Regions from separate parts of the Homo sapiens genome. Here region 2 is linked to region 1. A link is an interaction called in ENCODE POLR2A ChIA-PET data of the cell type or tissue named here. Cell type or tissue: PC-3. All regions are shown on one strand. Each heading gives the region's core, and the rest is flanking DNA. Links, peaks and the distances in the headings are about the cores only. Region 1 holds the start of LOC105374413 (a long non-coding RNA gene). Region 2 holds the start of LINC02278 (long intergenic non-protein coding RNA 2278).

The links. ChIA-PET counts read pairs that join two places held together with the same protein. Peaks named below come from ENCODE experiments on the same cell type or tissue, not always from the same donor. Only the 100,000 strongest peaks of a DNase experiment are listed, where the experiment ranks them.
Region 2: POLR2A ChIA-PET joins it to region 1 with 11 read pairs; 2 of 35 experiments call an interaction of 5 or more read pairs at or near these places.

The regions. Positions count from the first base shown.
Region 1 is chr4:38,736,884-38,753,598 of GRCh38, reverse strand. It overlaps LOC105374413 (a long non-coding RNA gene), which reads right to left and starts at 9,477. Exons shown (of 6, transcript XR_925231.2): 1 at 9,332-9,477; 2 at 8,138-8,258; 3 at 5,225-5,299; 4 at 4,809-4,896; 5 at 2,860-3,005; 6 at 548-2,167. In PC-3, for the core only: no CTCF peak of the experiment used is centred there; no DNase peak of the experiment used is centred there.
Region 2 is chr4:38,562,195-38,573,978 of GRCh38, reverse strand. It overlaps LINC02278 (long intergenic non-protein coding RNA 2278), which reads right to left and starts at 9,976. Exons shown (of 3, transcript NR_146991.1): 1 at 9,863-9,976; 2 at 4,727-4,892; 3 at 19-3,527. In PC-3, for the core only: no CTCF peak of the experiment used is centred there; a DNase peak (open chromatin) is centred at 8,488; H3K4me3 peaks cover 557 bases; H3K27ac peaks cover 1,902 bases.

The DNA.
Region 1 (16,715 bases), core at 7,642-10,141:
GCATGTGTGTGTTTATTTGGGTGTGTGTGTGTGGAGTGTGTGTGCATGTTTGGGTGTGTGTCTATTGTGTGCATGTGTATGTATATTGGGGTGTGTGTGTGTGGAGTGTGTGTGTACGTGTATGTTTGGGTGTGTGTGGAGTGTGTGTGCGCGTGTGTGTGTATGTTTGGGGTATGTGTGTGTAGCGTGTCTGTGTGTGTGTTTGGATGGGGAACGTTATAAAGAGCACCATTCTCAAAGCGCAGGGAATTCGCGAGCCCTGGGGATCGCTGGTCTACTTCCTAAGCAGCAAGGAATGTTATGCATTTCAGCGCTTGCTAAGTCAGTGCGTCCTCAGAGAGGGCTTGCAGGCTCCAGGGAGGCCTGCATAAGGAGTGAGGCCTGGGCCAAGCCCAACAGAAAGTGTCAAATAACAGGCCTGCCCCTTCCCCACCCTCCACCCCCAGATTTGGGCTGAATCAAAGGGCCATTCAAGCCCCTCCCTTTCACAGGCCGAGGCCATCAGCGGGCCATCCCCTGAGGCTGAAACGCAGCAATCCCACGGGCTTCTGCTCCAAACAGGCTTGTATTTGAAACCACAATATACTTGGCTCTAGTTTTACACACATTACTTTCCTGGTGCTAAAAAAAAAAAAAAAAAAAAAGGAATTACAAGAATGAAAGGGAGAGTTCTTGGGAGATAGGGAATTCTTTTTCCAGTCTAGTGAATGCGGTTAATAAGTGGAAAAATAAAACTACTCTCCGTGAAGGGTCTTTGGAAGGGTTACCAGGACACGACAATTAAAAACAAATTAAAAGGCTGTATCATTCACTCAGCCTCAGTCGCCTCCCACAGTCCTGAGGGAAATGAATCTGCTTCAGTGCATTGGAGGGGTAACCGCTCTTCCTGAATGGTGTCGGGTAGGAGGAGGGATACCTGTGTATGTTCCTCTGTGGCGTCCCAAATGCTCCTTCATGAATTGAGGAATTGACTGGACAGTCATTCCCCTAGACCTCACTACAAATTAGACTTTTGTTCACCTGTTTCAAACGAATGTTTTTTAGTGCTTTGCATAGTGTGAAAAACAATAACAAACCCCAGGGTTTGGGTCATCTTGGATGAGTCACTTGAATCTCTGTGGCTCTCAGTTTCCTCTCTGTAAAATGAAAGTGTAAACTAGATCAGTGGTTTTCAAACAGTACTCTCCTGAGTCCTCCCTGAAGCTAGAACAACTAGGAGGAAGAGAAATGGAAGAATTAACTGAGCAATTTAGCCCGTTTGCGTCTGTCGTCTTTGACTTCAGACCATTTTCAATACAATCTGGTTGAGCAGTTAATTCTAACAAACCTGGTTCTGGGATTTGCTAATCTCTCAACAATTCCAGGTGACTCCCAAAGCAGGAGCCACAGTCTCTGCACGGGCTTGACCCATATTGTCATGTTTTGGAAGGTGTGGAAGATTCCTGCCAACATCATAGCATCATGTTATTCTCAAGGAGACTAAGGAAGACTTAAAACAACCCATGTGGGTGCAGAAGGTGGCCCCGTGGCCTGTGTTGAAGTGGGATCTCACAGATCCACATTGTATTTTCACAAATACATGTGAGATTTTCCACGAGATTCTGCAAGAATTTCCCTGTGAGTCCTTTCTTGAGTTCCAAAGTTGGGTAATGATGAAACAGAAGAGTTCCCTGACCCCTCTCACAGGACGTGAAACAAGGGTGTGGCTTGTCTGTTAGATTGCTGACACCACTCAAACCCCTTACAGGATGGAAAGCATGCAGATGGGCAGGTGCAGGAGTCCAAGTGGGCACGTGTTACAATGTGCTCTTTTAGCCGTCTGCGAATGGCTTGAGTGTTAGCGAGCAAGGGCAGAGGGCCAGTGTGACAGCTTTATGTATCCCAAGCTCTTGTCCAGCATCCTGGAAGAACTGGGTCACACATGCACTTGAAGGATAAATGTGGGGGTCTTACTGAATGGCGGAGGTGGCTCTCAGCAGGATGGATGGAGAACCTGAAGGGAGGACGGAGTAGGAAGATGGGCTTCTCCTGGAGTTTGGCCTTCCGGCAGCTGAACCGCCCCGGGCTAAACTCTTAGTGTTGAGACATTCCTCCTCTTCTCTCTTTCTGCCGCAGCATTTTGACATTCCTCTGCTTGTCTCCTTGTCTGCCCATCTGCTTCTGGAACCTGGGGGTTTGGGGTTTATATGGGTACAGGATAGGGGGGCATGGCGGGCCAAAAGGCAAATTTTGCATTCAAAAACAGAAATGCCTGTTTCCATTTAGGGCCGAGGGTCTCTGGACTTCAGGGTGGGGCCTTTGCCAGGGAACCACCCTCTTCTACCCAGTATTTCCCTGTCTCCTATCCATATCAATGAGGCTTTTCCTGTTTTCTAAAATGCTTCAGTTATTCACTAGTCTAGAAGTTAAAATCATTAGAGTTGTTGCTTGTTAACCTACTCTATGGATCCTCTCTCTTGTCTTGAGATCAGAAACCATGGCTTTTCACTATGAATCCCCAGACCTGGCAAAGTCCTTGCCCTACAGAGGTGACTGTTTTCCAAAAATAGAAACAGCAGTATTTCCAGTTTCACATGTTTTTCCACAAACTTTCCATTTCCCATCATGAGGCAGAATCTATTCGTCTTCTCCAGAGACTCAGGATTGGGGAAGGGCTGACTCCGTGACTGTCTTGATAATTGGAATGCTACAGATTGCTTGACTTCCAAGGCTATGTTATAAAAAGCAATTAGGCTTCTGCCTGCAGCTCTCTCCCTAGGGATGTTCACCCTTGAAACCAGCCACTGGGTTATGAGGAAGCCTCAACTAGCTCATGTGGAGGGTGAAAGATGCCCCCAGCCAACAGCCAGCTTCACCCACCAGGATAGATGAGTGAATTAATGAGCCTTCAGTTGATCCCATCCTCCAGTTCTCAAGTCTTCCAGCTGAATCCTCAGACATTGCAGAGCAGAGACGGGGTATCCTTGGTGTGCCATGGCCAAGTCTTAACCCACACAGTTGAGTCTCTGAGCATAATAAATGGAGTACACCACTAAGCATTGGGGTTATTTGAATCCATAATAACTGCAACAATGGTGGATGACAGACACTGAATGCATTAATGAACGATTGGCCATGGGCTCTCTCAAATTCCTGAACCCACCTCGGGAGTAGAAAAGATAAGAGGTATCCTAGCATATCAGTGGAAGGGTACTGTGTTTTTCTAAAGTTTTAAGGCATAAATATTTATATTTATAAATATCCAATACTACAGTAGAAATGATTCTTTTAAAAGTCAGCGTCCTATTAAGCCGTGAAAAGACATGGAGGAAACTTAAATGCATATTACTGAGTGAAAGAAGCCAATCTGAAAAGGCTGCACACTGTGTGATTCCAACTATATGACATTCTGAAAAAAGCAAAACTATGGAGGCAGCGAAAATGTCAGTGGTTGCCAGGTGCTAGCTAGGGAGGACAGGAAGAGTTGGCGCACAGGGGATTTTTAGGGCAGTGAAACTATTCTATACGACACTGTAATAGTGAATACATGTTGTCATACACTTGTTAAAACCTGTAATATTTGGGTGACGATGATGTGTCAATGTAGATTCATCAACTGCAACACATGTCCCACTCTGGTGGGTGATGTTGACAGTGGGACAGGCTGTGCGTGTGGCGGGTGGGGACAGGGGAAATATGGAAACTCTCTGTACTTTCTCATCAATTTTTTTTCTACTCAATTTTGCTGTGAACCTAAAACTGCTTTAAAAAATAAAGTCCATTTTTAAGAGGGGTCATTTCAATATGGTCTTATTTGTCTAAGGACCTGGTGCTCTTCTTTTTCTCTCCTCCACCTTCTCACAAATAAACAGATTGTGCAGTCATTGGCAGAATTTTTGGTATTTGTATCACTGCATTGGAGCTTGAGGGTAAAGTTTCATTATGTACACCAGGAGTTAATTTACCTCGGGACTTATTCTTTCTTTCTTTTCTTTCTTACATGGAGTGTGTGTTATCTGGGAGCTAATTTATTTCTAACATAATTTAAGGAGTCGTCTGTTTTCGCCTTGAGTGACAGTGGAAAAACTGTCAGCCTGAAATGTGAATGGTTTAGGACGAGATGAAAACAAGGACTCCAGGGTAGTTTGAATAATGAGCTAAGCATTCATTATTCTTGGTTTTTCTCTCTCCAGCATTAATAAGCAAGTGTTTTCCAAAAAGTATCAGTGGAATTATCATTCTTAAAACTGACCAAAGTAAATGTTATGTTTAATTTTGTGTTTTAATTAAAACTAGATGTTATAATATTATTATATCTATTTGTTTATTTGATTTCTTCTCAGAAAATATAGCAAATGACCACATAGTTCTCAGCGGGTGTTTGAATGAAAGGTGATTGTTCAGGGCTTTCATGGTTTTTAAAGCATTTGTAAGGATGATTCTTCATGTTTTTGATTTAGGCTGAGTCTTTAATCTGATTTATGTGCACACACTTGCTAAACATCTTGGAGGAAGAGTGGTGCTCAAGTTGTGCCACAGAACTCCTCCAGCCTCCATGGGCGGAAATTGATGGCAGTTTGGTTGAACTGGGAACCTGCAGGCCAGGGAAAGTCATCACCAGAAGCCTAGGCTGACTAGAGGAATGTTCAAGGCCTGCTTTCTGTGAGTTTTTCACATAGAAATGATTACAAGAAGCATAGTTTTTTGTTAATTAAAAATGGTTTGTTGTGAATATGTATTTATTGATTGTATTAGTTCGTTCTCACACTGCTATAAGGAACTAACTGAGACTGGGTAATTTATGAAGAAAAGAGGTTTAATTGACTCACAGTTCCACAAGCTGTGCAGGATGCATGGTTGGGGAGGCCTCAGGAAACTCACAATCATGGCAGAAGGACAAAGGGGAAGCAAGCATGTCTTCACATGGTGGCAGGAGAGAGAGAAAGAGAGAAAGAGAGAGAGAAGGGGAAAGTGTCATACACTTTTAAGCAACCAGATCTTGTGAGAATTCTATCATAAGACAGCACTAGGGGAATGATGCTAAACCACTAGAAATCACCCCATGATCCAATCACTTCCCACCACGCCCCACCTCCAACACTAGGGATTACAACTCAACGTGAGATTTGGGTGGGGACACAAAGCCAAACCAAATCGTTCTACCACTGCCCCTTCCCAAATCTCATGTCCTTCTCACATTTTAAAACACAATCATGCCTTCCCAATGGTCCCCCAAAGTCTTAACTCATTCCAGCATTAACTCAAAAGTCCAAGTCCAAAGTCTCATCTGACACAAGGCACGTCACTTCTGCCTATCAGCCTGTAAAATAAAAAACAAGTCAGTTACTTCCAAGGTACAATGAGGGTACAAACATTTAGTAAATGCTCCCTTTCCAAAAGGGAGAAATTGGGCAAAACAAAGGGGCTACGGGCCCCATGCAAGTCTGAACCTAGCGGACAGTCATTAAATCTTAAAGCCCCAAAATAGTTACCTTTGATTCCATGTCTCGCATCCAGGGCATGCTGATGCAAGAGGTAGGCTCTCAAGGCCTTGGGCAGCTCTGCCTCTGTGGCTCTGAAGGGTACTGCCCCTGTGGCTGCTTTCATGGGTTGGCATTGAGTGCCTGAAGTTTTTCTGGGCACACAGTGCAAGCTGTTGGTGGATTTACCATTCTGGAGTCTGAAGGATGGTGGCCCTCTTCTCACAGCTCCACAAGGCAGTGCTCCAGTGGAGACTCTGTGTGGGGGCTCCAATTCCACATTTTCCCTCCACATTGCCCTAGTGGAGATTCCCCATGAGGGCTCCACCCCTGCAGAAGACTTCTGCCTGGAAATCCAGGCATTTTCATACATCCTCTGAAATCTAGGTGGAGGTTCCCAAGCCTCAACTGTTGCACTCTGCACACCCACAGGCTTAACATCATGTGGAAGGTGCCAAAGCTTCTTATGGCTTTCACCCTCTGAAGCAGAGGCCTGAAGCATATCTGAGGCCCTTTATGCCAAGGGTGGAGCTGGAGCAGCTGTGATGCAGGGTGCCATGTCCTGGGGCTGCACAGAACAGAGTGGGGGGCCCTAGGCCTGGCCCACGAAACCATTTTTCCCTCTTAGTCCTCCAGCCCTCTGTCTCTAAAATACCTTGGAGGCATTTTTATATTGTCTTGGCTATTAACATTTGGCTTATCTTTACTGCAGCAGGTTTGAATTCCTCCTCAGAAAATGGGTTTTTCTTTTTTACTATATGGCCAGGCTGCAAATTTTCCAAAGTTTTATGCTCTGCTGCTGCTTAGGAATTTCTTCTGCCAGATACCCTAAATCCTCTTTCTCAAGTTCAAAATTCAACAGATTCCCTAGAGCAGGGGCACAATGCCACCAGTCTTTTTGCTAAAGCATAGCAGAATGACATTTACTGCAGTTCTCAGTAAGTTCCTCATCTCTAAGTGAGACCTCATGAACCTGGCCATCTCTGTCCATATCACTATCAGCATTTTGGTCAAAACCATTCAACAAGTCTCTAGGAAGTTTCAAACTTTCCCTCATCTTCCTGACTTTTTCCAAAGCCCTCGAAACTCTTCCAGTCTCTGCCCATTACCCAGTTCCAAAGTCACTTCTACATTTTCAGTTATCTTTATGGGAATGCCCCATTTATCTGAAACCAATTTTCTGTATTAGTCTGTTCTCACACTGCTATAAAGAACTACCTGAGACTGGGTAATTTATGAAAAGAAGAGGTTTAATTGACTCACAGTTCCACAGGCTGTAGAGGAGGCATTGCTGGGGAGGCTTAGGAAGCTTACAATCATGGCAGAAGGGCTAAGGTGAAGCAAGCACATCTTCACATGGTGGCAGGAGAGAGAAAGAGAGAGAGAGAAGGGGAAGGTGCCACACACTTTTAGACAACCAGATCTTGAGAGAACTCCATCGTGAGAAACCACTAGGGAGATGGTGCTAAGCCATTAGAGACCAATTCCCCCATAATCCAGTCACCTCCTACCAGGCCCCACCTCCAACACTAGGGATTACAATTCAACATGAGATTTGGGTGGGGCCAAAGAGCCAAACCATTATCACTGATTGATTAATAAATTATTGAATTGATGTCTTTTAATTGATTCTTTAGTTTTATCAAAGTTTTATATGTACAAAGTTTAACAAGTCAAATGGTTTCAGGCCAAGCATAGTGGCTCAGCCTGTAATCCCAGCACTTTGGGAGGCCAAGGCAGGTGGATCATCTGAGTCAGGAGTTTGAGACTAGCCTGGACAACATAGTGAAACCCTGTCTCTACTAAAAGTACAAAAATTAGCCAGATGTGGTGGCGTGCGCCTGTAGTCCCAGCTACTTGGGAAGCTGAGGCAAGAGAACGGCTTGAACCTGATAGGCAGGGTTGCAGTGAGCCGAGACATGCCACTGCACTCTGGCCTGGGCAGCAGAGTGAGACTTTGTCTCAAAACAAAACAAAACAAAACAAAAAAATGGTTTCATAAGGTTTCGTCTTTTTTTTTTTTTTTAGACAGTCTCACTGCGTAACTCAGGCTGGAGTGCAGTGGTATGATCATGGTTCACTGCAGCCTGTATTGCCCAGGCTCAAGTGATCCTCCCACTTCAGTCTCCCAAGTAGCTAGGACTATAGGTATACACCGCCATGCTGGCTAATTTTTGTATTTTTTGTAGAGATGAGGTCATTATATTGCCCAGGCTACTCTTGAGCTCTTAGGCTCAAGCATTCCATTCACTTCAGCCTCCCAAAGTGCTGGGATTGCAGATGAAAGCCTCTGCGCCTAACCAAGGTTTCTATTGAAAACCAGCAGACCTCTACATGCCCTTTTCCATCCAATTTCCTCTCCATGGAGGCAATTACTTTTGTTTCTTATAGCTGTTGCTTCTGGAGTTTGCCCCCATATTTCTAAATTATATGCTTATATCACTATTTTTCATATTCTCATCCATTAAATGGGTTTTTAAACTTCATAAGGTTAGTGTGAGCATTAAAAGGAATTAATTCAGTCTGGGTGCGGTGGCTCATGCCTGTAATCCCAGCACTTTGGGAGGCCGAGGCGGGTGGATCACCTGAGGTCAGGAGTTTGAGACCAGCCTGGCCAACATGGTGAATCCCTGTCTCTACTAAAAATACAAAAATTAACTGGGCATGGTGGTGCATACCTGTAATCTCAGCTACTCAGGAGGCTGAGGCAGAGAATTGCTTGAACCTGGGAGGCAGAAGTTGCAGCGAGCTGAGATTGGACCACTTCACTCCAGCCTGGGTGACAGAGCGAGACTGTGCCTCAAATAAATAAATAAATAAATAAATAAATAAATAAATAAAACAAAAGGAATTAATGCATTAAAAATAAGCACTTTTAACAGTGCCTGGCACTACTGTTGTTATATTGACTTTTCAGTTTTTGTTATTATCTCTTGTCTTTTTATTATAAAATAATTATGATTCAGTTTTGTTACACCATTTACACATCTTTCCCTGAACACCTCCTCCTGTCATCTGACAATATATCTCTATCATAAATTAAGATTAATATTTAGTGTTTACATAACTATGATTTTAAAAATATCTATAGCTGAGCCACATAAAACATTATTATATTTTCTTTCTTTTTCAATTATTTGTTTTCACTGGAGGTTATCATCTCATTTTTTTCTTTTTTGCTTAGTTTTCTATGTACGACAATCCCCCTTATCCATGGTTTCACTTTCTGTGGCTTCAGTTACTACATATTCAACCCCAAAAATATTAAGTGGAAAATTTAAGAAATAAAAAGTTTAGGCCGGGCGTGGTGGCTCACGCACCCTTGAGATCCCAACACTTTGGGAAGCTGAGGCGGGTGGATCCCTTGAGGTCAGGAGTTCGAGACCAGCCTGATCAACTTGGTGAAACCCCGTTTCAACTAAAAATACAAAAATTAGCCAGGCGTGGTGGCGCATCCCTATAGTCCCAGGAGGCTGAGACAGGAGAATAGCTCGAACCTAGGAGGCAGAGGTTGCAGTGAGTCAAGATCACGCCACTGCACTCCAACCTGGGCGACAGAGCAAGACTCTGTCTCAAAAAAAAAAAAAAAAAAAAAAAGAATTATCCACAAGGTCTGTGCTCCCTGCCCATTGGTTGCTTAGTAGCCATCTTGGTTATCAGATCAACTGTTGCAGTTATCGCTGTGCTTGTGTTCAAGTAACGCTTATTTTACTTAATAATGGCCCCAAGAGTACTGTGCCTAATTAAATTTTATCACAGGTCTGTACATATAGGAAGAAACATAGTATATGTAGGGTTCAGACTATCTGTGGCTTCAGGCATCCACTGGGGGTCTTGGAACATATCCCCACGGATAGGAGGAGACTCCTTACCTCTACTGAAATCATCCCAAACCCTGCTTCAGAAATGGAAATCTCCTCTCCATATGTTCTGCCAGCGTAAACCCTTTTTTGGAAGATATCCTTCCTGGAGCTCTCTCTCCCCTTGCTGCAGTCTGGACTGGCTGCTCTCAAAATCTGCCACCCAGCTGTCACCCTGGGATTTCCTTTTCTTAACCTCAAAATTCCTTTCAGTTCTCCTCTGTATTGGATCCTCTTTTTTTTTTTTGGTCCCATGACATCCTGTTTCTCATTTTACACTTTCATTTTGGGTGAACACATCCTCCTGCAGCTTCCAGATCATGAATATCTATACAATTCTTTCAACCTCATACATGATTGATATTGGACTAGGTTTAGAATTCTAAATTGAAGATATTTTTTCCTTAGAAATTTAAAGATGTTGCTCTCCTAGCTTCCAGTGCAGCTATTGGGAAGTCTGATATTTTACCTGTTTAATGAGGCATACTATTTCCTTTCTGAATGTATTTAGAATCTTCTTTTTGTCCTTGGAATTCCAGCGTTTTATAATGATGTGTCTTGGTATGGGACTTTCTAAACCCCTTATGTAGGAGACCCTGTGATGCCTCTCAATATGAAAACTCATGTCCTTCAGCTCTGAAGAATTTCCTTTTTTTTTTTTTGGACACAGAGCCTTGCTCTGTCACCCAGGCTGGAGTGCAGTGGTGCGATCTCAGCTCACTGCAACCTCCGCCTCTTGGGTTCAAGTGATTCTCCTGTCTCGGCCTTCTGAGTAGCTAGAATTATAGGCATGCCACATCATGCCCAGCTGATTTTTGCATTTTTAGTAGAGGCGGGGTTTCACCATGTTGGCAAGGCTGGTCTCAAACTCCTGACTTCAGGTGATCTACCCGCCTTGGCCTCCCAAAGTGTGGGATTACAGGCATGAGCCACCATGCCTGGCCTGAAGAATTTTCTTGAATTATTTTTTGAATAGTTGCAACCCTTCTATTTTCTCTGTTCTCTCTTTCTGGAACTCCCATTTTATTTGAATATTATAGTTCTTCATCAGGTCTTTAATTTTTTCCTATATTTTCCATCTCCGAAATATTTTTTTACCTTCTCAAACTCTGAAAGAGTTTGTGTAAAATTGGTGTTATTTCTTATGGGTTTTGTGTGTGTGTGTGTGTGTGTGTGTGTATTTTCCATCTCTGAAATTTTTTTTTACTTTCCCAAACTTTATCTTCTGACATTTCTACTTCATGTAACTTTCTAATTTCCTTCATTTTTTTCCTCTGGACACATCAATTATAGCTTTTTGAAATTTTCTTCTGCTTTTTAAAAATTATTTCTGCTTCTACTGAGCTCTTATAAAAATCTTATTTGTTTTTATCTCAGTTTTTCTATTAGAAAATTTCTCAGATGTTTGGTCTTCCTTGACTCTTTTCTCATATTTAAAAGTGAAGCACTAAAAAGCTGATTGTAAGTTGTGTAGTGTGTGTGTACATGCATGTGTATATGTGTGTGCATATGTGTGTATGTGTGTGCATGCACATACATGGTGGTGTTGAGAGCTGGAGGGAGCTCGCCAATGGATGAACTTTTCTGTACAGTGATCTTGCTGGGCTGTTTCATTGGGAAAGTCCCATTTTGTAGTTTCTTTTGGTCTTTTCTCTTAATCTAGACAGTTTCCTCAAATCTTTTTGATTTGAGAATTATAAACCTGACTGCCATCATTCTGAGACTGGAGTGGAGGGAAAGGGATGAGCCCCACAGGGTGTAGAACTCCAGCTGATCCCCAGTTTTCTATATGGTGCCCTGCCGTGATGTCACTGAGGCTGGAGTCTCTCTGGCTAACCCTCTTTGGAGGGTCAATTCTGGACTTCTGAGATGGGAGATAGCGGTTGGCAGATCTGGAGGCATCTGTGCATCTCTGTTTGTACAGGCTTGTAACCAGTCTTCTGTTCTCAGCCTCAATTGCACCCTGGGCCACCAACTCCTGAGCCACAACTTTCTGAGGTTCTGTGTCTCAAATCATCCCGCTTCAGGCTGCCCCCAATTGGTTCTAGCTTCCTTTGGTCAGCTAAGCTGGTAATCACTTGTTCCGTATGCTCTCCAGCTTCCAAAATATTTCTTTTTCCTTTCTACTTTCTTTTTCTCTTTGTCCTTGTTAGTTAATATCTTTTTTTTTAAGCCACTCTCCGTTATTTTGGTGGGACTGGTGAAGCTGGGGGCAAAACTGTAAATGATGTTTTTATTCTTTTATTTATTTTGATTTAGTATTATTATTTTATTTTTCATTCGGAGTCTTGCTCTGTTACCCAGGCTGGAGTGCAGTGGTGCCATCTTGGCTCACTGCAGCCTCCACCTACGGGTTCAAGCAATTCTTGTGCTTCAGGCTCCTCAGTAGCTGGGATTACAGGCATGCACCACCATGCCTGGATAATTTTTGTATTTTTAGTGGAGATAGGGTTTCACTGTGTTGTCCAGTCTGGTCTTGAACTCCTGACCTCAAGTGATCTGCCCACCTCAGCCTCCCAAATTGCTGGGATTACAGGTGTGAGCCACTGTGCCCAGCCTGATGTTTTTAATTTACCAAATTTAATGGGTCTTTTTAGTGATGGAATTCAAATAATGTAATGATGAAATATAAACTGAGCTGCATTAATTTAATTCTAATTAGATCCAGGTGACAGAGCGCACGCCTGTAGTCCAGCTACTTAGAAGGCTGAGGCAGGAGGGTTGCTTGAGCCCAGGAATTCAAGGCTGCCATGTGCTTGATCACTGCTGTGAATATCTACTGCACTTCAGCCTGGACAGCATAGCAAGAACCTGTTTCTAAGATAAATAAATAAATCTAGCTGGACACAGTCTTAACTTTACATTTTTCTTGGGATGCAAAATTTGGTTGTTGTTATAGGATTGTATATTCCCATAAGTGTTCTATTTGTGTCAAGTATTTAGAATAAAAAAAAGGAAAGCTAAAAATCAATAAGCCTGAAGGAATTAGAAGACAAACAGAAAATTTTACTTAAAGAAAGTATAATAGAAGGAAGGACATAACAAAGATTTCTTTTAAAAAGCCAAATGAACTAGATGACACTGTACAATTCAGCAAAGTGAAAAGTAAAGCCTTCATGAGGATGATCATGAACAAAACAGAGAAGGCTTACATCACCAATGCTGGAAACGGAAAAGGAAACATCTCACCTTAGATGCTGAGATGGGAGGATTGCTTGAGCCCTGGAGGTCAAGGCTGCAGTGAGCTGTGATTGCACCACTGCACTCCAGCCTGCACAACAGAGTGAGACCCTGTAGTTGAAACCATGATGCTTTTTTTTTTTTCCAGCATAGGTGTTTCTCTAAAGAGCAAGGTCTGCTTCTGGAGACAGACAAACAGTTCTGGGTTCAATATCCATGTTGAAAACTCACCTGAGTCACTTTGGTCAGACACAGCTCTTGGTTCCTTCTATAATCTCAGAATAGATTTGAAACGACTCCCTTCCTCACAATTATGCTTCCAGGTTATAATTCTGCTACATTTATTTATGTAGTTGCTTGTTTATTTAGCAAACATTTATTAGCAAGCAAGTCCAGAGCCATTTCTGCAGCTGGTTCTTTAAGGCTAAAAGAAGCCCCAACTCTCTGTCACTTTAGGTGCTTCATCTACCACATTGCATGACAAGGTCATCCAAAGCAGACATGCTGAACCTTTAGAGACAGGATTCTGTTACCTTGACAGCTGGCATTGGATGGAGAGTGAGCTGTGATCCTCTGAGTCATGGCTTTACATGGAACCAGTTAGGGCTTTAGCCCAGAGCTATAGCTCAACAGTGAAGACTACAGGGGTCAAAGGTCATTATATTCTATTTGTGGAATTGTGCGAGTATCTGTAAAATACTTTAGCCAAGCCACATATTTTAAACACCTTTAACGCCCAAATTAGAGCCTATTTCTAAAATCCATCATGCTATTTGACAAGTCATTAGGATCAGAAATAAAAACCTGTGCCTGACATTCCCTATGCTGATTGGCAACACAGTAGCTGTTGGTCAAGATACAAATAACTGAAGCATGTATAGCAGCTGCTGCTTGGGCACAGACTTCCTGGATCGATTGCCCCATGACCACCTGGGTTAGAATTCTTGCTTAGAATTGACAACCTGGGCCTGGCACAGTGGCGTTTGCCTGTAATCTCACTACTTGGGAGGATGAGGCAGGAGGATCACTTGAGTCCAGGAGCTCTAGGACAGTCTGGACAACATAGTGAGACCCTGTCTCTAAATACAAAAAATAAAAAGAGAATTGACCACCTGGGTTGTGGCCTAATGAAAGCAACACATATGATGTCACACAGTATATATGGAAATACTTAAAATAAATTGGAGATATTGGAACAATCATCTCTGCCACATCTTAATTAATAATCTGGACAAGTTAGTCAACATTCCTGCGCTTTCGATTATTCATTTGTTCATGCACATAGATTTTTAGGTCAATAAAATAATGTACATAAAGTACTTAGAATCATGTCTGATATAGAAAAAAAAAAAACCACCCAATAAGTGGTAGCTCCTCTTACTAACCATGTAGTGCATACCACTGTACATCTTCTGCTTGCCTCTCAGAAAGCCTTGGCTCTTGTCCAAGTTTGGTCAATATGGAAAGAGAAAACTGAGGTCCACCCAGATATGCTACATGCTAGTACATGCTAAGCTGACACAGTGCAAAGGCAGGCCCTAGGCTTACAAACTGGAAAAATTCATTTTCCTCAGTGTCCCCAGAGGTTACGCATGATAAGCTCCTTAGAGACTGATGTATAAATCAAACTTTCAATTTATAAATTATCATGAGCAATTTAGTTACCAAATGCATTGGGTATTTTAGTTCCTAGAAGTAAATGCTAATATCTTTAGGATGAGTTTATTTTATACAATGAATACATTCCTGAAGACTGCATTATTCAAAACTTACGTAACTCAAAGCAATTTTTCCCACATTAATACATTTAAAGTATGAAAGAGTAGATTTCCAATGCACATAAATCTACACCAGTTGGGTACATAATTGCTTTTTAATGGTGCTTTTCATTTCTTCGGCATGATCTCTGATATTTTGCAGAAATCAATCTGCTGAATTATAAGCATATCATATCATAATGGCTGTCCGGTCTTCTGCAAAGCCTTTTTATGACATCTAAAGTGCAGAATAAATGCACTGCTTCTGGTGCTTTTCTGTGCCATCACATTATGAATGCTCACATGACATGGCCATAGGATGTTAACAAAGTATTTTCAATTATAACAACATTTCAATTGTCAACAAAATCACTTGGAGTTCTGAGCTATGCGAACAACAGCGTAGTCTATGAGATATCTGCAAAAGGAAGAGAGGATTTCTGTTTTAGAACTGAAGTGGCACGTTTACAATTCACTTGTCTGAGCAGCTTTGACATGAGCAATTCTTGATTTTATTTTAATTTGGGGGATTTGCACCATTTCTCATTTTGAGCACAAAATGAGACCTTATAAATGTTCTGTATTACACAATTTCAAATACATGTAACTCAAATTTACCTAAAACATGACTGTGTTGTAACTGACAAATTATTGCCCTTTCCATCTTTTCTTTGTCAAGGAGGATTGCGTAGGAGAGAGACCTTGGCTTGACCAGGGAGATCTGCATCTAATTTAGTTCTTTGTCACTTACTAGTTGGGTGGGACTTCGTTTCCTTATTTGAGAAATGGGAATTATAAATGCCTGACATAGAGGGTGATTCTGAAGATGAATGATACTATCAAACACTTACTAGGGACCTTCCTATAGGCCACCCAATTTATTTTTATTTTATTTATATTTTTATTTTTTTTTTTATTATTTCACTTTAAGTTCCAGGGTACATGTGCACAACGTGCAGGTTTGTTACATATGTATACATGTGCCATGTTGGTGTGCTGCACCCGTTAACTTGTCATTTACATTAGGTATATCTCCTAATGCTATCCCTCCCCCCTCGCCCCACCCCCTGGAAGGCCCCGGTGTGTGATGTTCCCTACCCTCTGTCCATGTGTTCTCATTGTTCAATTCCCATCTATGAGTGGGAATGGTGTTTGGTTTTCTGTCCTTGCGATAGTTTGCTCAGAATGATGGTTTCCAGCTTCATCCATGTCCCTATAAAGGACATGAACTCATCCTTTTTTATGGCTGCATAGTATTCCATGGTGTATATGTGCCACATTTTCTTAATCCAGTCTGTCACTGATAGACATTTGGGTTGGTTCCAATTTATATATATTATTGCATTAATTTTACTGAAATTCCATGGAATAGACATTATTATTCCATAGAGAAAATAGGGCTCATGGAAGTTAAGTAATCTCACTCAGGCCAGATAGCTAATAAACAGAAGAACTGAGATTCAAACTCAGGTATGAACGGACTTCTTTTTTTTTTTTTTTTTTTGAGATGGATTCTTGCTCTGTCGCCTAGGCTGGAGTGCAGTGGCGTGATCTTGGCTCACTGCAACCTCCGCCTCCCAGGTTCAAGCTATTCCCCTGCCTCAGCCTCCTGAGTAGCTGGGACTATAGGCGCGTGCCATCACGCCTGGCTAATTTTTTTTTTTTTTTTTTTTTGTATTTTAGTAGAGACGGGGTTTCACCATGTTGGCCAGGATGGTCTCGATCTCCTGACTTTGTGATCCGCCCGCCTCAGCCTCCCAAAGTGCTGGGATTATAGGCGTGAGCCACCGCGCCCGGCCAAACTGACCTCAAATCAAGACACACTCCTCCTTACTGGAACTAAATGAAATCATGTCTATATTATGCCCAAGAGTAATATCTGACATGCTAGCTGTAGGATCTTGTAAAAGAAGAAAGAAAAAAAAATTTACAAAGAATAATATCTGTCATAAAGCAGATAATAATAAATGGAAATTAGTATTACCATTGTTATGGAAACCTTCTTCCCCATGTCCAAAACACACATACACACACACACACACCATCTGTACACTAGATTGCTTTAATCTTCTTCTACTCATTTTCCCACACAGAATGTTTATATACGTACACATACATATACACATACCTGTACATACACAGTATGACGAGAGAAATGAAATTTCTCAAGGCCTTTCCAGAGAACTTACAAAGACAAATACCTACTGCTTTTCATCCCAGTCTCTGCCTTCATCTTCACGTGTCATTGTCCATTTCCCTGATGATGTCTCGTCACATCATCTTCCCTCTGTGTGTGCGTGTCTTTGTGTCTGAATTTCTCTCTTTCATAAGTCACACCAGATTAAGCCTACCATAATGACTTCGTTTCAACATGATGACCTCTGTAATGGACCTATTTCCAAAGAAGGTCACATTCTGAGTTACTGGGAATTAGAATTTCAATGTATCATTGGGGGGGA
Region 2 (11,784 bases), core at 7,046-9,545, 180 kb after region 1:
TATTTGAAACAATGGCTTGGTGAAAATTTTCCTTTAATTTTTTTTGTAAATAAAACACATTAAATATACATACATACATACATACATACATAATTTATTCACCAAACATTTACAGTCTAAGCTCTGAGTATACATTAGTAAGCTCAATGGAGAGAAAGCACATAATAAGAGAGTTCCAGCCCTTGCAGGGCTCTCAGGCTAAGAAAAGAGTCATGTTAGCCCAATTAGGAAAATAAGGCTATGCAGAATGGGATGAAGTGGTGCAAAGTGCTGAGGAATTTTCTTGGTGAAATGTGATTTTGAATAAGACATGGCAAGTTGCACAGAAAAGCACTTGCTATTAAGGTGACATGAGCATCTCTTAAAACAGTGATTAGGCTGGGCGCGGTGGCTCACGCCTGTAATCCCAACACTTTGGGAGGCCGAGTCGGGAGGATCACAAAGTCAGGAGATGGAGACGGTCCTGGCTAACACGGTGAAACCCCATCTCTACTAAAAATACAAAAAATTAGCCGGGCGTGGTGGTGTGCGCCTATAGTCCCAGCTGCTGGGGAGGCTGAGGCAGGAGAATGGCGTGAACCCGGGAGGCGGAGCTTGCAAGTGAGCGAGATTGCGCCACTGCACTCCAGCCTGGGCTACAGAGCGAGACTCCGTCTCAAAAAACAAAAGCAAAAACAGTGATTAGCGATTTCCTTTACATTGTCAGTTTAATGAGACAGGAGATTCCAATTTCAGCCTTTTTATAGTTTTTGGGAATGTATTGGGTTGTGGGTTCCACAGTGTACTTTCTCCTGGGAAAGTACACTTACCAACTGTCTTGAGGCAAGGTGTTGTTATTACTCTTTCAAATGAGACAAGAAATCACTAAATATTGTATCCCAAATGAGACTTAGCAAATAGTTCTCTGATATAACAGAGTTGCATAAACTTGCTGATGTTTTTCAAGAAACTGAATGAGTTCAGTTTGGCAATGTGAAGTTGCAATATCACCATGCTTACATTTGCTGATAGCATGCCAGCAATTAAGTTGAAACCTAACTTTATGACTCAAAGAGCAAAACATTAATTTTATCACACTCAAGCTTTGAGCAATAGTTACTGAGATACTAAGTTTAAAAAATAAGTAACATTGTTGAATTTCTTGTTAGATATTATAGATACATTTGAGAAACATCTTCCCAGTGAACACTTAAATTAACAGAGGAGATTGTTTGTAGAATTAAACTTTGAAATAAAACTTCCCATTGCTCAGACTTTCAACCTACTTACACTTTGGCACAAGTTTAATTTAAGACTATTTTGAATGTTCCAGGTGTAATTTAAACAGGTATGCTATTTAAAAAACAGTTACCAGTAATGAATCAGAATTTTCTCAATACTGTGCAAATAAAATACAGAAACAAAGTGAGTGTTAAAACTGGTATAAACCTGCAATCCCTTATCCTAAATTTAAAATTTTCACATTGGTCAAAATAGAATAAACTGTGTTTTTTTTTTCCTGTGCATCCTCCTTCCGGTGACAGCAGCTCGATTTTCCTTCGAGACCTGGATGTATGCAGGACCCACCATGCTCATTTGGGATACACCATTGTGTTGGCCACAGGTTCAGGGATGGACATGTGAGGCGGGCCAGGTCGCTGAGGCTTAGTTCTGGGACTGTGGTGGGCTTTGGTAGGAAAGGAAGATTGCCGCTTGTAAAGGTGATTCTAAGCCCAGCGTTCCTGGGGACTACCAAGGATGCTCATGTTGAGAATGAAGCAGCTACTATAGAGGGGACATGGAGCTGAGAAATCAGCTGAAGCTTTGATAATATTCTTTCAGCCCCACAATCAACTGATTCCTGAATCCCAGAACCCCTCCTGGATTTATATGGGTAATAAATCTTCTTCCTCCCTTCCCCCACTTTTTTTTTTCCTGAGTTAGTTTGAATTGAGTTTTCAGTCACTTGCACAGAGTGCAAAATCTTGACTCATGTGCAGACGATTAGAATTGTTCTCATTGGTTAACTTAAGAATAAGCAAGCTTAATAAAGTTAAGATTATAAAAGCACGTTTGTACTAATGAAACATCACCCGCTTGTTTTTGTTGTATACATTCATGTTTTACATAAGAATTACTTGAAACAAGCTCTGTTGAAATATGAAAATTAAAAAATAAATGTATAAAAATATAAAACCTCTACAACCCCCCGGCCTACAAATAAAGTCAAATCCACGTGTAGCAAGTCATTCCAGACCATTCGTAGTTGGTCCTGACCTCCTTTCCCTCCTCAGACCTTTCATTCCTTCCATGCCACATTTCTAGAACTCTGTCCAGCTTTCTCGGCTCCTCTGCTCTTCTGCTTCTTGCTCAGTGTCTGTTCTCTGCTCAAAACACCACCTTTTTCTGCTCTTTTTTTTCACTCATGCTTTAAGGTTCAGCTAAAGAGCACATCCTTGTTAAAGCCTTCCAGAGTCTTCCCATAGAGAATTCCTTGCTCTTCCTTCTGCTCAGCCATCCTCACAGTCCGACGTGTATTACTGCTATGTGGACTTAAGTGCATTCTGTCCAGTCTGGAGTCTCACAGGCAGGGCCTACATTTGGTTCATCTGTGTATCCCTCCTGCTTGAAGGCTGTCTGCCACATAGTAGATATTCAATGCATATTTGTCAAATGAAATTTCAATATGTGGCATCAGGTTGCTTATTCTCTTTTTTACTCTCCTACATGCTACAGGCAGGCTTTTCTCATCTAGGGTGTAAAAGAAGCCATATATACTCAGTAGTAGTTTTGTTGGCATTCACAGTCATCAAACACCATAAATGACCCATGTTCCAGCCATTCAAAGAGTCCCAGTCCAAGGGTGAACTTTTATTAGCTCTATTTATTGGCCCAAACATAAACTCCTTGGTTTCAATGGGACCTTGAGCTGAATATAGAAACGCACAGATCAAAGAGGCTCCAAGGTCATTCAGTATTGTGCACATTACCATTCTTTATCAATTCAAACTTCAGTTGAGTGGTTTAGTACTTTTTCCTTGGTAGTGTTTATTTATCACAAGAATAGGAGATGCTTACCAAGGACTTTACAAGTATTTCAAAACACATCCAGCTATCAGGAGGCTTGCTTTGTAACCAGCTACACTGGGCGTGTCACCTTCTTTGGGCATCACTCATGCCTCGTGTCACCTCTTTCAGGCTGCTTAATTGACTTGCGTGTTTTGGACCATCTGACTTGGTACTGACTTCCCATATTTCCTGAATAACTAATGATAGATATTATATTTATGAGGATTAACCACTCCCGATTTCAGTTGGACTTGTTGGACAACATTAAATGCTCTTAAACTGGCCTTCTCCTATTCCTGATGGACTTTCTTGGGGATTAAGCACTCCATCCCACTTTACCCTGTATCACAGTCATGGCATCCTCACACTCAGAAGAGAATTCGTGTCCAGAAGAGTTCATGCTTTTAACTGGAGGACAATTTGTGGTGGTGACCTAGTTCCCCCTGAGTGATTAGGAATGCTTTCTTTGTGAAAACCATCTGCAGAGAAGTGAAGATACAAACATTAGGTTTGTTGGGATGGGATAGGGTCAGTGTAGAGCTATCAAGTCTAAACTCCTGTCTTTGAGACTGAAATCTGCTGGATTGTTAGTGGGAGGAAGAAAGGGGTTGGCAAGAGAGAAGACACAGTTCCACGCCCTTGGGCAGTCAGTCCTTCTTGACTGGACTATACAAGCAAATTATAGGTTGGAGGACACTGTTTGGGACATGTACTGACATGTTAAAAAGAGATGGCTGCTCTGATTTTCCGGCAGTCAATCCCATCTTAAACCATTTTATTTGCAAGTTTACCTTCTATGTTGATTTGGTTGTCTATTGGTAGCCCTTTCTGGGCTTATGCAATTGCTTCTTCCTAGCAGTCAAGGCTGGGGAAACATCACAAGAGTTGTAAACTCAAAGGAGATTTTTTTTTAATGTGTTTGGTGTGGATGTGTTGCTTTTAGTGATTAAAACCTGAACAATTCAGATAACTTTCCTCCTATTCTCTTTAGATCTTTTTGTTATTTTCCTGATAATGTACAATTATACATATTTTAGAACATAGAATAAAAAAAGAAATATGATCATACGTGACTATTTTCTGATCCCTGGAATCCATGCAGGGACAGTATGTTGTTAAGGAAAGGGCAGCTTTGGAATCTGTTGAACCTGGGTTCAAATCCTATCACTGGATCCTTCTCAAGTGTAGAATAGAATGAGGCTATTATGAGGTTCAGAGAGAATATGTATTATAATACCCTATTCTTTTTTTTTTTTTTTTGAGACAGAGTCTCACTCTGTTGCTCAGGCTAGAGTGCAATGGCACGATCTTGGCTCATTGCAACCTCCACTTCCCAGGTTCAAGTGATTCTCCTGCCCTAGCCTCCCAAGTAGCTGGGATTACAGGTGCCCACCACCACACCCGGCTAATTTTTTTTTTTTATATTTAGTAGAGACGGGGTTTCACCATGTTGGCCAGGCTGGTTTTGAACTCCTGACCTCTAGTGATCTGCCCACCTCGGCCTCCCAAAGTGTTGGGATTACAGGCGTGAGCCACCGCACCTGGCCAATACCCAATTCTTGATAGTGTACTTTGTTGTACAATAGGAATATTTTAAAAGGTAAAACTAAGTGGAGAGTATTTTTCCTGAACCTTTGGTTAGTATATATAACATGCAAGAATAGAATAAACTGCTTACTATTCCCAGAGATTCTGCCATTTCTGTAAGAGGTGGTGGTGGGTAACATCTTCTTTGCTTGCAGACTTCCTCTTATCACATTTTGATCTTGAGATTGGTGGATGTCTTCCTGTATCCTCAAAGGACTTATGGTTTAGTGGACACTGAGAGTAGCATCTACTTGTTCCTGCAAAGATTTGAAACAAGGGGCTTATTGGCCATCTCTCTCAAAAGGCCCTGGCCAGAGAGAAGGAGAAAGAGGAAGTCAAGAGATTTGGGAGTTGGAAAGAGATGAGTGCTCTCTGTATCTGCCTGGCAGAGTAAAAGCTCCTAAGTGCAGAAAACATAATGACTGCCTTTGTTTGCTGGAAGGTTGCTGGTGTCTTTGATTTTCAAGTTTCAGCCTGCTTTATAGAAGCAGGCAGAATGCGAGAGATACTAGATTCCCTTGAGTCCAGCAATTCGTAGTGTCGTGATATTAAAAAAATATTTTAATTCATTAGCATGCAAATTCAGGAGGAAAATAAGGAATTGTTGCATAAATGCATGATATTTTTAAACCTGATAGATCAAAAGCATTATAACTTTGTGAGAAAAACTACAGAATGTGAAACATATTGTTATTAACCCAGCAAAGTCATCTTAATCATGTAGTGTGCATTAAAACTATTGCAGATATTTATCTTCTCCCACCTCCACATTTCCGTTAAAAGTGGGAGAGGGTGAAAAAAGTTTGTTTCTTCCCTTCTATGCATTAAATATATTTTAGTAGCTACCTCTGTATAATTTATTATCATATAGGGGATAAAAGTATGAATGCTTTCTCAATTTGAATGCCAACTCCACCTTTTATTAACAAACCGCTTAACCTCTCAATGACTGGTCTCTTATAAAACAGGGTTGTTATGAGAATTAAATAAGTGAATATATATGAAATGCTTGGCAAGTAAGCATTATGTACATGTGATACTTCTTCCTCTTTTTTTTACATCATCAATTTATCCTCACAAAATTTTTGTGAAGAAGATGAAGCAGGGGTTATTAAAGTCCTTGTGGAGAATGTAAAGCTCAAAATGACAGAGTAGCTACTTGGGGATCAAACATCTAGCTACCTACAAAAGTGGCACTCAAATTGAGGCATCCCTGGCTTGCCACCATATCTCCTCTTATTTCAGGAAATTGTACACTTCTACTTGGTCTTCTCCTGAATGCTCGGTGGGGTGAATTAAGCACAACTCTTGATTGAGTAGGCCTTCTTCCAATATTCATTTATTGATTGAATAGAACAACTAAGAAGTGGGTATTGCAGAAAGTAATATTTGGCTAACATTCCTTGATATAGTATCACAAACATTTAAGCATTTTATAGAACTTTTCCCCCCAGAGTAACCAAATGTTTGCTATTATTACTCCTTCAGTTAGATGGGATAAAGACAATTGGTGCTTAAGCCATTATTATGCCAAATTCAATAACTAAGTGTGAACAGGTCCACATGCCTGATGATATAACACAAAAGTCATATTACCGATGATGTAGTCATTGAAAATGAAACATTTACACAACCGAAAGTATGATTAATCATACAAGAGATCTATTTCCATATCTTTTGTCCACAACATGGCTATCACTACTTTTAATCAAAACACTGAAGCCTGAATCACTCTGGTAGGGCTTGAACAACAGCAACTATGACAGGGAACAAAACCTAGGAAGAAACCCCTTCATTTCGTTTATGTGTCTACTGGAAGCTCCAGGAGTGGGAGACGGGGAGCAGCTAATGTCGATGCATGTGGAAGAGAGATAGGTGGTGAAATTGACCGTAACATTGGGGAGCAAAGCTGAGAAAAAAGGCTACCGGGGCAAAGTGCTTGTTAGTAATAGACAAACGTTGCTATAAGGAAGTTTGTTATATTTCTCTCAAGTTTTAAAAAATATTTCTAAGCCAATTTCACATAATATATAACTGAGAGAAACCTTAGGACTTATGTGCCGTATTGTTTCACGTTTTTTGGTGAAGTAGGCAAAGGAAACTCAGGGAGGTCGAGTAATTCTTCCAATGTCACACAGCAAGCTAACAAGCTTGGTAATTGCCAAGTCAACAGTAGGTTACCAAGCTAGCTTGATAATTGCCAAGTCAAAAGTAGGGCTTTTGACTCTTTTCATTCAGCAGTAGCTCCCTACTAAATCCTGTGCCTGTTACATCATTAGCACTCCACAAATATTTGGTGAATAAAAGAACAAATGGCTCCCTGTCTCTTGTGGCTTTTGTCTGTGGACCATTTTTGTACTCCAAATTGGTGAAAAGGCTAAAGAGATTGCAATGTGCTTTGTGGTTGGCCATGGAGTTTGAGAAAGCAAAGTTTCTAGTCTTGGCACAAATTCAGAGATATTGGAAAAATGATCCCACTTCTTTTTACTTTTGCATTTGCCAAGGGGGGTTAATTCAGCAGAGATGTGGCTGATGAGAGGGTCAGGTTCTAAAGTCAGCCCCAAGATGAAAATCACAGGTTATCAAAACTACTCATGCAACTCTCTTAGGGAGGTGTCATGTCAGAGACTGGCACACTGTCTCTCAGCCAGTTTTCCCTCCATCATTGGAAAGCAGGGCTGTTTTCTTGTTTGAGTATCAGTGAAGCAGTTTGCTTGAATTTTGGGGTCATGTATATGAGAAATGTGTATTTTAAGCAAGAGACTGCATGGTGAGTTATCTATGAGCATGCAGTCAGTTCAGGCACAATAGATTCATTTCTCATGTTCACTCTGGGGCACATGCTTTTTAAGACCAACATTCATTCTCTCTCTCTCTCTCTCTGTCTCGTATATAATTGAACTTACAAAAGTTGAGTGCATGTAAGATTCAACTTCACTGTTCTACTTAGTCCACGAGGAAGACTGAACAAAACACTAATACAGGTACCCTAGAATCAAAATCTACATGGAAAGTATTTATTTTATTTTGTGGAGCTTCCTAGATAAAGATATGATTGCTGAACTTTAGAAGTAGATAAATTCCTTGGCAGTGCTATGATTTTTTTTTCTTTTTGCTGTGGTGGCTTAGAAAGAAAAAGGAAAATAAAATGTTTTAGTATGGATATGGCTGGAAAAAGGAGAATAAATTACCTGACTACTGAATTTAGAGAAATTTAAATGCAAAAGGAAGTCGTTTTCCAACACCCCTCCCCTCTGGTAAAAAAGCAAACAAAACAAAACAAAACCAAACAACCTTGGTTTACTCAGACTTACCCTTCGAGACTTGGTGCAGGCATCAAAACCTTCTATGGCTACCAATATCCTCAATAGGCTGTTTGTTCTTTCTGCACCTCTCTCTCTTCCCTTTTCCCTTTTCATCCTACACGTCTCTACTCTCAAATCTCCTTTCCCACTCCTGTTTATATTGGAGTCTCACAGCGGACACAGACCATGGTCTCATGGAGGCCTTTGTAAGAAGTTACTAAAGTTACTAAAACTAATGTGTTCCTACAGACATTATGAAGGAGGACTTCGGACAGAGACAGCAAGTTGATTTCCTGGAGCAATACCTAGGGAATTATTCTTTTGGCTCTGAGAGGATGATATTTTAAGTTGTTACATATTTGCTGATCTTCAGGAGATTGCTGGAACCATCCTGCATGTACAGGAAGCTTGGGCTCTTGGCCCAAATTGGCTCAGGGTCTAAATATTTGGAAGATGAATACTTGGAAATGCATTTAAACATTTAAAGCATTTTATTTATTTTTCCAGTGAGTCTCATTGTTAGTGCAGTACAACTTTGCAGCAAGACTGTATCTGCTGAAGACATGAACCTTGTGGACAAGCCCAGGCCTGGGCTCCACCTCAGGTCTTGGCGGGAAGCCAGAGGTGCATGTCTATTGGCTAATGTCCACACTCCTGAAGTGGGTTATTATTACAATCCCTCACCTTAAACGCCTGCATTCTAAAGTCATGCTAAGGGTCTGACCCAAATGGAACACTGGAACACACACAGACACACGCACGCGCGCGCACACACACACACACTTTTCAAACCAAATGTTGCACTATTTCCTTTCTTTTGTCAGTGCTGAATCTATATTATTATTGTCAGCTGTTAACTCTACACTGATGATGCACTGTGGTCAGTTTCCCTCTCTAGCCTTCCAGCCAAGGTATCTTTTGGCTGCTATATGCTTAGAGGAGGCAAACTAATATGAATGTATTAGATTATGTAAAACATAATTAGGGAGGGAAATTTGCTGTAAAAGCATCCTATGTATTTATAGAACTCAGAGGAAATTATAAGCAATGTGGGGGGAGATTTCATGTTCTTTAGACTCACAGATAAACTCTAGGACCTAAGTGATTGGAACTATTTCCCTATCGCAATCAAATTATCCAGATAATTACCAAATATCTACTTTGCTATGCTACAGAGTCACAAACGCACATTGTCTCAATGGCACGGGAGTAAGCATCAGCTTCATTTCTAATAGGTGAAGTAGAAAAGGGGGCCGGGCGGAGGGGCTCATGTCTGTAATCCCAGCACTTTGGGAGGCCAAGGCGGGAGGATCACGAAGTCAGGAGATCGAGACCATCCTGGCTAACATGGTGAAACCCCGTCTCTACTAAAAATACAAAAAATGAGCCGGGCGTGGTGGCGGATTCCTGTAGTCCCAGCTACTCGGGAGGCTGAGGCAGGAGAATGGCGTGAACCCGGGAGGCGGAGCTTGCAGTGAGCTGAGATCGCGCCACTGCACTCCAGCCTGGGCAACAGAGCGAGACTCCGTCTCAAAAAAAAAAAAAGAAAAGAAAAGGGGTGCGCTGGGGTGGGGGGAGTATGGGAGTACACCTGGCCTTGGTAATTGACACTGTAAGGTGTCTTAACAACAATGATAACAACCATCTCAATAGAATTTGGGATGTGGTAGCAACAGTAAAAATTATATTAAACTGGGCCCCATGCCCAGACTATCAGCCTCAAATAAACAAAGTACAAGAAAAACACTTCAAGAGGGACTAACTTGTGAATCAAGGAAGCTAAATAAGCCAGAGACGTGCTCGCCGGAGGAGACAATGCTTTCACCTCCTTGAAAAAGCTTTTGCCCAACCTAATTAAAATGCCCCATCTAATTAAAAATCTAACCATAATCCCACTGACAGCCCCTAGCTCCACCCCTTACCATTGTCACGATGCTCAGTTGAGCCCCCTTAGCTGAAAAATTATTGAAATAGAGTGGATTTGAGTGCGCAGGCATAATTCCCAGCCTACCACAGAGTTGGAGGCAAAGACGCTTAGTGATTTGCACAGTGGTTGGTGGTGTCTCACTCAGCAATGATGTATGACACGGATGAGTGCAGAGCGGCCATCTGCTGTTGAGGAGGGTGACAGAAAAGTCTGTTCTACTGTGGCAGATGACTCTCCCAGTGCTGGGCAGCTGGCATAGAGTGGACAAAGTTGGACAGGGCAAGTGATGCCCAGCAACTCTCTGGGGCAATAACTCAAGGTCTTCTCCCTTCTGTGGCTATATTCATCCCTGTCTTCTTCACACACACACACACATGCATAATAGAGTTGATATGATAAAATACAATTTGGAACATGCAGAAGAGGGAAGAAGCACACGCCTACCCAAAGGGTTAAAGTTGCTGGTCTGGAGCATGAGATGTATCTCTGAGTTTCCTAGTAGCCTGGGCAAAAAGAGAAAACCTGATAAATCATATGGCACATGTTACCTGGGAAAAAAAGCAAAAACAGGTTCCTAGAAGAAATAAAGTTTTTCTTAACAACCTTTCTAAAATCTGGGGTTTTTTTTTTTTTGGTTTTGGTTTTTTTACTTTTGACTTAATAGAAGGGAGAAATTGAATTTCTCAGAGTGTGTATAACAAAATGTCAAACTGCTAGAGTGCTTGGCCTATTGATAGGGAGAAGACTAGAACATGGCTTGCTCAATCATTAATGAGAAACAGGTAGCATTCAGCAGTACCCTGGGACTGGCTGATTGGATCTTACCTCTTCAGAACTAATAGAACATGATTTTTACCTTTTTATTTTTGCATATCTGTATTTTCTGAAACTTCCACAGTGAACATGTATGACATTTGTCATGCAAATATAGCTGGTTCTGGACTGTGTGATGTGAGATCCTCACCCTTCCTTCCCCTGTTCTGTATTGTGGGAGGGGCTTGACCCCTCCCGGCTGCAGTTCTCAGGGCCCTGTGTTAGCTGGCTTCTAGCTGAGTTTGGCTAATGGGAGGCTCTGGTGGGAGTTTGATGAGCAGGAGGAAGGAAGACGTCAGGGTATTTTTCCCTCTCCCTCTGTCCTGGGGTAGTATCTCTGGCAGCTGCTCCCTCTCTTCCACGACTCCAGTTTGCACAGGAAGTCTGTCATGGTTCCAGCTTCCTCTGGGTAATCCCAGTCCCTGGGCTCTGCTAGCATCACCTCCTCCCTTTGTCCCTCCAGCCTAGGAGTGGCGGCAACTTCCTGCTGCTGCTGGTCTCTGGATTGCCTCACCATCCCTTGTTTGGCTTTTAAGTTTCTTTCATCTCATTGCATTAACTTTCCTCTGTTTTAAATATTCGGAATGATTTCTGTCTTCCTGGTTGGGCTCTGACACAAAGAGACAAAAATGTATTTGAAACAAAAATGAATGGGGCAAAAGAATCTAGAGGAACATGAGTTAGAGAAATAACCAAAAAAGCAGAAGACTTCACAGATCATGGCAGCACACACAAAGAAATGTCCAGTGTTGGTGTGCAGCAGCTGGAAAAGACATCTGGTCACCTGAGGGCCTTTTAAGGCACATTTATAGGCAAAAATAGCAGCTTTACTTGGAGTCATAAGATCTACAAGTGAAGAACAACAACATGTAATGTATAGGAAAAAAACCCCTAGGATTTAGAGCCATAAGCTATGAATTCAGGTCCTGGCTTGTGGTGGATTGTGGTTTACTCTCCAGCATCCATTCTACCCCTCCCACTTGGTATAGCATCTGCAAGGCTTGGATGCTACTGGTCCAACCTTTAGGCCTCTAGGTTGTAGCCTTAATTGCCATGGGCATTGGCTCATGCATGGATATATACCCTAGGCCTGTTTTGGCATTC